2 separate regions of the Homo sapiens genome follow, and region 2 is linked to region 1. Evidence: read pairs that join two places in POLR2A ChIA-PET (ENCODE). Cell type or tissue: OCI-LY7. All regions are shown on one strand. Links, peaks and the distances in the headings refer to the core of each region. The heading gives the core; the rest is flanking DNA.

Region 1 (5,388 bases), core at 96-5,095:
AGATGGACTGGGAATTGACCAGCCCTCCAACCTCTCAGTTAATTGATGTGACATATTCTTTCATTGCAGCAATTCAGTTTTGTGTCCTTGCCCACTGACGTGCTGGAAATTGAGGTGAAGGACAAGTTTGCCAAGAGCCGCCCCATCATCAAGCGCTTCTTGGGAAAGCTGTCGATGCCCGTTCAAAGACTCCTGGAGAGACACGCCATAGGGTAAACCTGTGACTGAGATCTTACTATCACTAGGTTCCCACCAACAGGTCGTGCCCAAAGGTGGCCTGTAGGCTGCAATAGTATAGTCTCACAGAGAGTCAAAATGGTATCATTATATTTCCTTTGTTTTTCCTACTAATTATGTTGCCTGAGCCAACATAAGTGTTTGTTATATTAAACAAACCCATCCCTTTTCACTTGATGTGTAACACTGGTTACTTACCCAAGAGAGTAAAAAATCCTATTAAAAATATTAAACAGTATTAAAAGAAGCCCTCAATGGGGCATTTTTCTGTACAGGTAGAAACTAAAGTTTGTTTTACTATGAAGAATATTATTTCATTCATATGCCAGTCTGGTATGTAAGATTTAATCATATGTGACATTTCCATAACAAGATGGAATACTGGGTAACTACTGTAGAGTTTCTTACTTAGAAGACACTAGTATCTGCAGATGCTAGATAACATGGATAAGAATTTGAAAGCATGATTCTCATGGAATGACAGCAATTAAGATGCTCACAGAATTCAATTGTATATGAGAATGGGTTTCTGTTTTGTCTCTTTTACATTCATGTCCACTCATGGTTCTCATTAAAGTGGACTATGACCAGATAACAGCCCTATGTATAATATGTATTTCTTTAGGTAACAGGGACTACATTTGAAAACACTAAATAAAGCTTTCTATTGATAAACATATACTTATATACAATGTAACCCTTACAAAGATAGCAAAAGAATGAGAAAAAAATATGCAGAATTTCCAAGTGTCTTAATTTAAAGTTCTTTGGATTATCAGAAGGACTTTGGAATCACGGATAATTATCATAAAGACATTTATTATTAATTGGAACCTTATGGTGTGTAGGCAGCAGGGTGCACAGAGACCTGCCACTAACTCTCCAGCCAAAGGGAGCTGAGTTTATGGAGCTGCAGTCACGTGTCACATGCAGTGTTTGCACTTGCCATTCATGGTTGTGAGGATTAAACAGACAAAAAGTGTACATAAAGAACCTAGCACGGCCACTGGCACGTAGTAGGAACACAAAAGAAAATGGTATTCCTTGTGATCTTTTTTATTTCATTTAGTCCTCATAATGCTTCTGTGACAGCATTATCACCATTCCTGCACGAGGAAACAAGGCTTCAAAAGGATCAATAATTATGTAAACCCAAGGCTTGTGGGTGGCAGAGATCCGGCCGGAATTCAGACTCACACCTGTGTCTCTCCAAAGTCCGAGGGCCATCCCCACACAACAGGCTTCTCTCAGGGTTCCTAGGACTGATTCTGTAGTTTATTGTGGGCCATGCTTTTCATTTCTCTCCTTCTCTGCCCTACTGGCTGCTCTCACAGCTGTTAGCACCTCTGCCAGGGGGTGGGCTGGAGAACAAAAACAGGGGCTGTGTGGGATTCTTTCTACCCCAGCACCCAGTGCACTGCCGCCCAGCATGCATTAGATAGATACCAGTTCGTACGTAAGGAACAGAACTTCTCTCTCCAGCTCGCTGCAGCCGCAGAGCCCCTCTGCCCTCCCATGCTGAGTTCTCTCCTAAGTCCAAGCTGCCGGCTCCTATCTTCTTAGCACTGTCCCGCCCTCCAAGCCTCCCACTGTGGAAAGGCACATCCCCAGCTGAAAGCAAGTACCTGAGGTGGAAAAGGGTGTCCCCGACCAAAAGAAGGTTAGCTATGATTTTCCCAGTGTTCTTGCCACCCAGGGAAATGGAGAGCACAGATCGAGTGTGATTGAGCTTACACCTCTCCAAGAGGCAACAACAGCAAGCCATGGAGGCGTTTTTCCTCCCACCCTCTTTGATGGGATGATAGACTGCCCCCTGGTGGCGGCGCAGAGCAGCTCCTCCTCCAAAGCCTTCTGCTTCCACAGCCCCTGGGGGCCACTTCTGCAGTGCTGCCTCCTCCGGAGGTGTCCCACCGTGGTTAGGAGCAGAGTGTTGGGGTGATGGCCATGGAAGCAGTGGCCATGCAGCCTGAGCCATGGCAGAACCCCAGAGTGCACCCACAACAAAAGTGAATCCACTTTGCACCGCAGCTTCCCTCTGCCCTCAGCACATGCTCTCCCCATAAAGCCCCCTGCATCCGTGGTTTCTGAAACGTTTGGCTCCACCTGTACTGGCTGCCTCCCTGCCCTGAGATATTTGCACCTTTCCCCCCTGGGCACACATGCACTCTCATTTCCAATCCTCCTTCGATTCCTTGGCCTGTAAAATCCCAGGCTTCTGTTGGCTGTCTGCCTGTAACTCTAACCATCTCACCTTCGCATTGAAGTGTCACTGGCTGTCTTGAACCATTATTTAGTGGTCCTACCTTATGCCCCCAGCTGGACATAAGCTATTTAAAGGCAGGGGCGATGTATGACATGCTTTGTATCAACTGCAGCACCTTTCACATGGCAGGGGCTCAAAAAATATTTGTTAAGTGGGTGAAAAGCAAAAAAAAGAAAAGCCCTGAAAGTAAATGCAAAGCATAATAAATGTAATTTTTGTGCCACTGTCTGATTGTCTTTAGGCCTCCCCTGATTTCAATTAAGTTTTGGGTTCGGGATGTCTTTGTTATGGTCATAATAGACCTACTTCATAATATTGACCAAAGGCTCTTTCTAAACAGACAAAATACTGAAGCTCATCCTATTTTTTTCTGCACATAATGCTTTACTTAATGGACTTCTGAGGAACTCCAAACACTAAATCATGGCTTATCAAAGAACAATTTTTAAGTCGGGGCTTGTTGGGATATAGGTTGTCTCATAATGCCAGTGTTTTCTAGAAAGAAACATTAAAACACTATCAGCCAGTGATTTATCTTTTTATTTTCATGTCACAAACTAATAAATGGAATAAATACAGAGTCATCTGAGTAACAACTGGTTTGGGGCTATGTGTTTGTTATTACTGGGTACCCTGGGTTTGTTAACTCCTGAATATCCAAAGGTGGTCACTCTTCCTATTTAGGCCCAGGTAAGGGGCAATTTACTCTGCTGAAGCTGCATTGTTAATGAAAATATAATAGCAAAGTTTCAGGTTGATTGCCTCTAGAAAGTTTTCTTTTTATAATTAAGAAATTGCTTTGAGGGGGTGGAGGGGATGGCATGAAAATCCAGGGTGGAGACTTGGGGTCCCTACATGTGGAGCCCTGCAATTGGTGTTAAGTGGAACTCACAAGCCAAAGAATTCAGCCCACGAGTCTTGCTCTGCTCCATCCTGGAGCAGGTGCCATTCTGTAGCGCCCACAGACTCTCCAGTAACCATGACAGCATCCTTTCTTAGACATTACATATATACCACAAGATATGCATCTGCTGGCACTGTCCATCGTTGAGGACATATTTGGAAAATGGCAATCTGCACAGGAAAAGCAGGCCAAGGACATCCGTGTCTTTTTTTATTCTCTCTCTCTCTCTGTTTTAGAACACAGGTTGGCAAACTTTTTTGTACAGGGCCAGGTAGTAAATATTTTAGGCTTTGCAAGGCCCACAGTCCCTGTCTAAATTACTCAACTCTACCAATATAGCATGAAAGTTGCCACAGATAATACGTAAGCTAACAAGCATGGCCGTGCTCCAATAAAACTTTATTTATGGACACTGAAATTTGAATTTCATATAATTTTCACATGCTACAAAATGTTACTCTTCTTTTATTTCTTTTTCCAACAATTTAAAATGTAAAAAGCTCACAACCACACAAAAACAGGTGGTGGGCCACATTTAGCCCACAGGCTGTAATTTGCCTACCCTACCCCTGCTTTAGAATACAGACAGTCCGTTCAACTTAACCATTTTTTGCTTTACAATGAATTCAGCAGAAACCATACATCGAATTTTGAATTTTGAATTTTGATCTTTTCCTTGGCTAGCGATACACAACACGATACTTTCGTGAAGCTGGCAGCAGCAGCAAGCCATAGCTCCCAGTCAGCCATGTGATCACAGGGTAAACAAGTGATACTGTACTCTACAGTAGACTGTATTCAATAAATTACATGAGATATCCAATACTTTATTATAAAATAGTTTTGTTTTTGTGTTACATGATTTTGCATACTTGTAGGCTAATGTAAGTGTTCCAAGCACTTTTAAGGTAGTCTAGGCTAAGCTATGATGTTTGGCAGGCTAAATGTATTAAATGCATTTTTGAATTGCCAGTATTTTCAACTTTTGATGAGTTTATTGGGTCATAATCCATGGTAGTTCAAGGGGCATCTGTATTCGATAAGGACTTCCTTACAGTTTTGTATTGCTGTTGAGCACATCAGGACTTCCCTGGGCTTGCCTGCCTCACCCACTGGTATAGAAAGCACACTGCATGGTCATTAGGAAGAGAGGTATTGACCAGAACTGTGATGGTGCTTATTTCCTTCTAGGGATAGGGTGGTCAGCTACACACTTGGCCGCAGGCTTCCAACAGATCATGTGAGTGGACAGCTGCAATTCCGATTTGAGATCACTTCCTCCATCCACCCAGGTATTTTCAGCATGAACTTCATGTCTTGTCCTAGGCTAGTGTCATAAGTGTGGTTCCTTTTTCTAAAATACAATAACTATGGTTCTCTCCAGATGTATCCTAGGTTTTGTGGTTATCTTCTCCATTTGAGGTCCAGAAGCCAGTGATCTATTCTGGAAGCCAGGTTGCTGTCCCCCTGATAGAGAAGCTCCTCTTCATTCTAGTGACCCAAAGGTACAGAGTAGACAGTGGACTGAAGGTTAACAATGAGGCCAACATGGATAGGGAGTTCTGTCTTATTTATCATCCTACCCCCAGCACCCACATAGGTGTTTAATCATCACATACATGAATGAATGAATGAACGTGAAACATCTTTCTACCTAGTAACTAGATATAGACTAGCCAGTTGCTGAAGAATGTCATGTTGAAGAACTATAATTGTACAATGAATTTTTATAATATCACAGAAAAACAAGAAAAGTATAAATAGGACAGAAAACTCCAGAATCATCCAGTGTTCCATTTAATGCTAAAACAGATTTCAAAATACGAATGATAAGATGCCTCATAATTTTATTTTTGCTCTTCTTCTGCAGCCCCCATACATCTCAATATAGATCATACTGAGAACTGTTAGGACCTCCTGGACCATTTACAAGTTGCTGTTAAGTCTAATGAAGCTCTTGAGAACTTAGAGCCTGGAGTTTTTC
Region 2 (5,388 bases), core at 82-5,081, 1.4 Mb before region 1:
AAAGTTCTTTAACAGGCAAAAGTCAACTTCAGTGTTAGGATAGTCAGGATAATGTTGACTTTCAGGTGGGTGGAGAGTATGGAAGAAGGGCTTATGAGGTGTGGGGATGTTCTATTTCTAGAACTGTTAAGTTAGAAGTTTTCACTCCATGATCATTCATCATCATTTACTGAGCTACATGTGTACATTTTGTGCAACTTTCTCTGTATTATTCATCAATAATTTTTTAAAAGGATACATGCCAAATACATCGAGATTTCCCACAGTGGTTTCAACCATTTCAATTAAATTCAGAAAATCAAATTGATACACATTTTTATTTCTCAAAACTTACAAAATATTGATGCTTTAAAGGTAACATAAATAATAACATATCTACTGCTATAAAACAAAAATAGTCTAGCTGACACATTAGTCTAAATTCAAGGTAAGCTATGGAAGGTGGACATCTGTGTATTAACTTTGGAGGGGGCAGGGGCTACCGCTAAGCCAATCAAAGGAGCTTCTTGTGAAGAGAGAAGCCAAACAAATACATGTTAGTCATGTTCTTCCAACAACTGAAACAATGTTATACAAGTATCACTGTACAAGAGCAGTGCAATTGTTTATAGCTAAAATTGATTTCATTCCTTCCAGGAAAGACTGCAAAGAACAATGTGCCAAATTTGTCTCTACTCTGTACTGTAAATATAACTCATTAATAAATTAAAATTTCAAGGTCAAAGAATTAAAAAGAAAGTCCATTCCAGCCACTGTAACATGCAATGCACTGTTATTAAAAAGAGATCTTAATGAACATACTGCTGGTTCAAATAAGTACTTGAGAGCTAAATGACCACATCTCATAGCATGGGACTGCGTTCTATCCCACTAACTTTTGTTTAAAGAGAGCTCAATGTATGTTTCTCACATTTTAGAATTAAGAACAGAAGAGAAAAAGAAGTGGAGAAAAGAGCGTACCTGAACCAAATGGCAGATGACAACTTGTTTTTAAATAACATATGTTTTAAATATTTTAATTCCATGAATACACATTATATATTAAATTATTATTTTAGCAGACTTTTTTGTCCTCCAAATGGAGTCCAAATAGTTCACGCAAAGGTATCCTTGTTTCTGCAATGTCTAATAAATGAAAGACATTTTCTTATCTTCTTCCCCTGATTACTAGAGTTGGTAAGAAGGATAAAACCAGTAACTATTATATAAAATGTTTTATTATATAATGTATGTATTATATAAATATAAAGTGGAATTAATAAGTATAAATGAATATAATATTCATTTATAATTCTTAATTACAAATTATAAATTAATTAATATAATAAAAATAAATATAATTCATTATTAGAAGAACTAATATGCTATGTCCATCTTTACAATGTCCACAGAAGTACCACCTTGATGAGGAAACAGCTGTCGCTGTCAAAAGAGACATTCATATGTCCAGTTGCAATTCTTTTCCTACCACCTAGGTGCCATGTTGAATGGGCGATGGAGAGCTGCTCTCATTGGTTGGATTCTGTGACATCTGATGGGGCTCTGTTTTCTAGACAGTTTCCTAACTGATCTGCATTAAGAAAGCACACAGATGCTGTCCTTTCCTCTCCTCTTCCCCTAAGATAACAAGTGGTTACCTTTGATCAGCCAAGCTTTTTCCCTTGGGTAGTCCCTTTTCCTCCAGTGGAGCAGGCCACGGCAGAGGCCAATCCAGCCAGGCCCAGAGGATCAAAGGAGTCTTTCCTTCTGTCTCACTCTCCTGCTCCCTATACCTGGAAGTGTGCATTCAGTAAGCTGTTCTATACACCAGTTGCAAGGTCTTGGGCTTAGGTTTGCCTGTTGGGTGAACTAGATCCTTAAAAGCCTGCTTTGCTCTCCAGCTACTTAAGCCCAGACAGAGAAGCGGCAGCACTGTACCATTTCCTTTTTAACAGGGAAGTATACAGAAAGCATGTAGCCTGGTGACTGTCACATGGTAAATTCTCAGTAAATGTTGGCCCCTACAACCAACACCTTCATTCCTGCTGCTGCTGCCATTCCTAGAGCTCTGGGTTGGTTAAGGCCAAAGTCACCTGGCTTCCGTTGCCTTGTTGAGTACTGATTTCCCTCAAGGACCTGATAGGGAGTGAGCTGTTTGTGGCCGGGTGAGTTCAGCTATGATGTCACTTCGGCATTACTTAGGCGCACCCATCTCATGTTTTCTCCTAACAGATAGATTAAGCGATTTGATTTACCTTAGTTAAGATGATGGATTTTTTTTCTTCAAAGTAAATTCAAGAGCATAATAATTCTGTAGTTTTAGTTCAGCAACTTCATTGCCATGAAGAAAAAAAATAAAAACTTTTGTCTTTAGAGATAGAGAAAACAAAAATTTTTTAATCAGTTTGATTTCTGTGACTTTCCTCTCTATTTTCCATTAATTCTACCAATCCTATTTTCTGTAATTTGATGAATTACCAATTCCATCTCAAAAACAATACTCAAATAGGCAAAATAATATCCTTTCCAAAAGAAAATACAAGGCAAAATAGAAAAATATTGACACCCAATAGTGTAGAAAGAATGGCTCCTCAAACAACTAAGTCCCTCTATGATGAACTAACTGTGCCTAGAAAACTCCTGGGATAAGTGACATTTGTTTGTATAGGTGTTACATTTTCCAACAATGCAGAAACTTATCCATCATGATTTCCTTTAGCAGAAACTTTTGAGTCTGAGCCATAATACACATCAAGTGTAAGGGAAAATGACTCTAACATACATACAAGAGACTCAGTTAGATCTGTTTACAAACAAACCAGCTCATGTTTGTATCATTTACATGGAAATCTCAACAATTCAAGGTAAACAGCTACTTTAAAAGTCTCAGCAGCACTAAGGCAGAATCTGTTATTCAAGCAAGAACTTTCCCCTCAGAGGACTTCAGGTACTAGGTGGATATAATTAATTGAAAACAGGAAGTTGGGTTCCAACTATTTAATCCTTGCTTAATCTTGGGTCTGGTGGCAGGTGTTATAGAGGATATTTATAACAAAGACAGGAAGCACCTAGAATTCTGAGCCAAGAAGACAGTAAGGCTACCTCAAGAATCAGAATGAATCTTTTATCAACAGTAGTCTCATCTTCTAGCTAGTATAAAGACTTTTTCCATATTAGTATCATCATCATCCTCATCATAATTATTATTACTGTTAACTACTAACTAGTCTGTTTTTTGAGTTATCCCTTGAACCTTGACATCTCACTCCTACTTCCCCTGATTCTTTTAATCACCTTTATTTTAAGTTATATAGAGATGTCCAACAAGGAACTATCATTAGTGATTCAATAACTCTCCTCCAGAATAAAATCTTCAAGGTTTGCTAGGGCCATTGGTCCCATAAAGGTGAAAAAAGTGAGCCCTTTTGAAGTGGCAGGCTCTTTAGATGTAACTGGAAGTAGAGCTTGTAGGACTACTATATGAGACTAAGGCTTTATGTCCTAAGCATACTTCTCAATATTTCAGAACTTTATCCCCTTGGAGGGTGTTAACTTTTCAAAATTAAATTACATATGGAAAAGGAGTATATGTAGTGTACTGTAGAGTGTATGTAGTGATGGGGAACAATTTGTCTATATTATTCAACAGAAAAGCAGCATCAACTTCTACATAAGGGGATACTTTTCTTAGGGGTCTTGTTATCATGGCCTTCGGGAACTTTGCTCAAGACGTAGAGAACAGCATCATGGAGGACTGAAAATGAGTCTGGCTACTTAACAAGGAGCTACAAAGTCTCCTTCTGCAGTTCCTTCTTCAGAGAGAAAGCAAGTCTTCCAGTACCATAAAGGAGGAGAGATTCATCTGATTGGAAATGTCTATGATGTGCAAGAATTACTTGTTCATATTACCCTTGGAAAACCTGTGCACAGGACCATGGTCTTATCAAAAACAGCTTTTTGAGCCTCACTGTTTCATCTGTCAAATGAGAAGCTTTGGAGTAGATGATCTCCATTCTACTCACAAGGTTTAAGGCCCCATTTGTTCCTAAAATCCAGTGCTTTCTATGATTCAAACCATATTCCCCTGTCTGTCATTGCTTAGCTTTGACCATGTTATAAAGTCTGTTGCTTGAATACACTTTTGTTTAAAATTTAGTGACCCATCACTTGAGTATCCTACAAATGAGAACTCTTTTCTTTTTCCTTTCTCGAGAATAGCATCACAATCATTGCAGCAACTTATGTCCTCTCTGGGCCACTGTGGTCTTCAACTTTGATACTACTCCCAGGAGAAACGATAGGGTCTGGCTTTATGCTAACTGGATTTGGATGGTGATTGATTAGAAGAAAGTGGGACCACGTAGCCTTGCAAAAGGTTCAGTACTGAGCCACAAGCTTCAACACTAAAGGAGCTTTTACCAGTGAGTTCACAGCTATTTTTATATTAACAACATTTCTCCCATCCAGGTTTGTGCATTTTATCTTTATTCTTTCAAATCCTGAAATTGCTTGGATAAGAGAGAAGGTTTATATATTATACACACACACAGACACACACACACACACACACACATTTCTAAGAGCAGCCTGAACTTTTAGGAGAAATTGAAGAGGCTTTGTGTCAAGTACAGCTAAATCCAGCCTTTCCATATCAAACCTCTGCTAGAAAATTACTGTGCAGATGATAAGGCAGAAAGATATAATAAAAAGTGACTCTCCTCAATTTACACTGCAATATTGGTATGACTGAATATTTTTCATTCAGGTGCCTGATAAAATCGCTAAACTGTATTGCAGATAAATAAAGGAGGCTTCTGTCAAGAATAAACACCATTAATCATGAAGTCTTACCCTCTCAGAGCCTGTGCTATGCATCTGCACAAATACACCAGCATAACCATCACACAACACATGCTTGCCTCCTTTATAAACTGTTCCAAGCTGAAGAAGTGCTCGTTTTTCATTTTGCAAGGTTTAGGCAGCTATAGCATTTTGAAAACATTCTCTTTACATTTTTAACTTTACATTCTTGCAACTAGGTCCATTATTGTAACATTTAGGAAAATGTGGCTGGGCTCTCAGGGGAAAAAATCTTGACAATGAATCAATTTTTTGACCAAATACATACGTACACACACAAATACATATGACATACTACATATCCTCAACTCTAAGATGTTACTGATCTAAAGGTGCAAAATTGTGTTAGATACCACTAAAAAAAGATAATGGTTCCCTATCACTTTTGGTTTTTACTTTACTTATTAAAAGAGCTCTTTTAGAATTATTCAGACATAGATTTTTTAAACATGTATCATTCCAGCACATGTACAAAAAAGGGAAATATAAGCAAAATTATTTTATTAAAAGATACCTGGAACTTCCTCATGACTGCCACTTCACCAATAA

The links. Peaks named below come from ENCODE experiments on the same cell type or tissue, not always from the same donor. Only the 100,000 strongest peaks of a DNase experiment are listed, where the experiment ranks them.
Region 2: POLR2A ChIA-PET joins it to region 1 with 9 read pairs; 1 of 35 experiments calls an interaction of 5 or more read pairs at or near these places.

Annotation. Positions count from the first base shown.
Region 1 is chr7:43,437,934-43,443,321 of GRCh38, forward strand. It overlaps HECW1 (HECT, C2 and WW domain containing E3 ubiquitin protein ligase 1), which reads left to right. Exons shown (of 30, transcript NM_015052.5): 9 at 70-212; 10 at 4,596-4,696. Among named protein-coding and RNA genes, the nearest start is that of LUARIS, 82 kb to the right of the region's middle. In OCI-LY7, for the core only: CTCF peaks have their summits at 2,057 (motif pointing left) and 2,270; a DNase peak (open chromatin) is centred at 2,028.
Region 2 is chr7:42,058,184-42,063,571 of GRCh38, forward strand. The region is part of intron 4 of GLI3 (GLI family zinc finger 3); the gene reads right to left. Among named protein-coding and RNA genes, the nearest start is that of GLI3, 180 kb to the right of the region's middle. In OCI-LY7, for the core only: no CTCF peak of the experiment used is centred there; a DNase peak (open chromatin) is centred at 2,978; H3K4me3 peaks cover 902 bases; H3K27ac peaks cover 1,257 bases.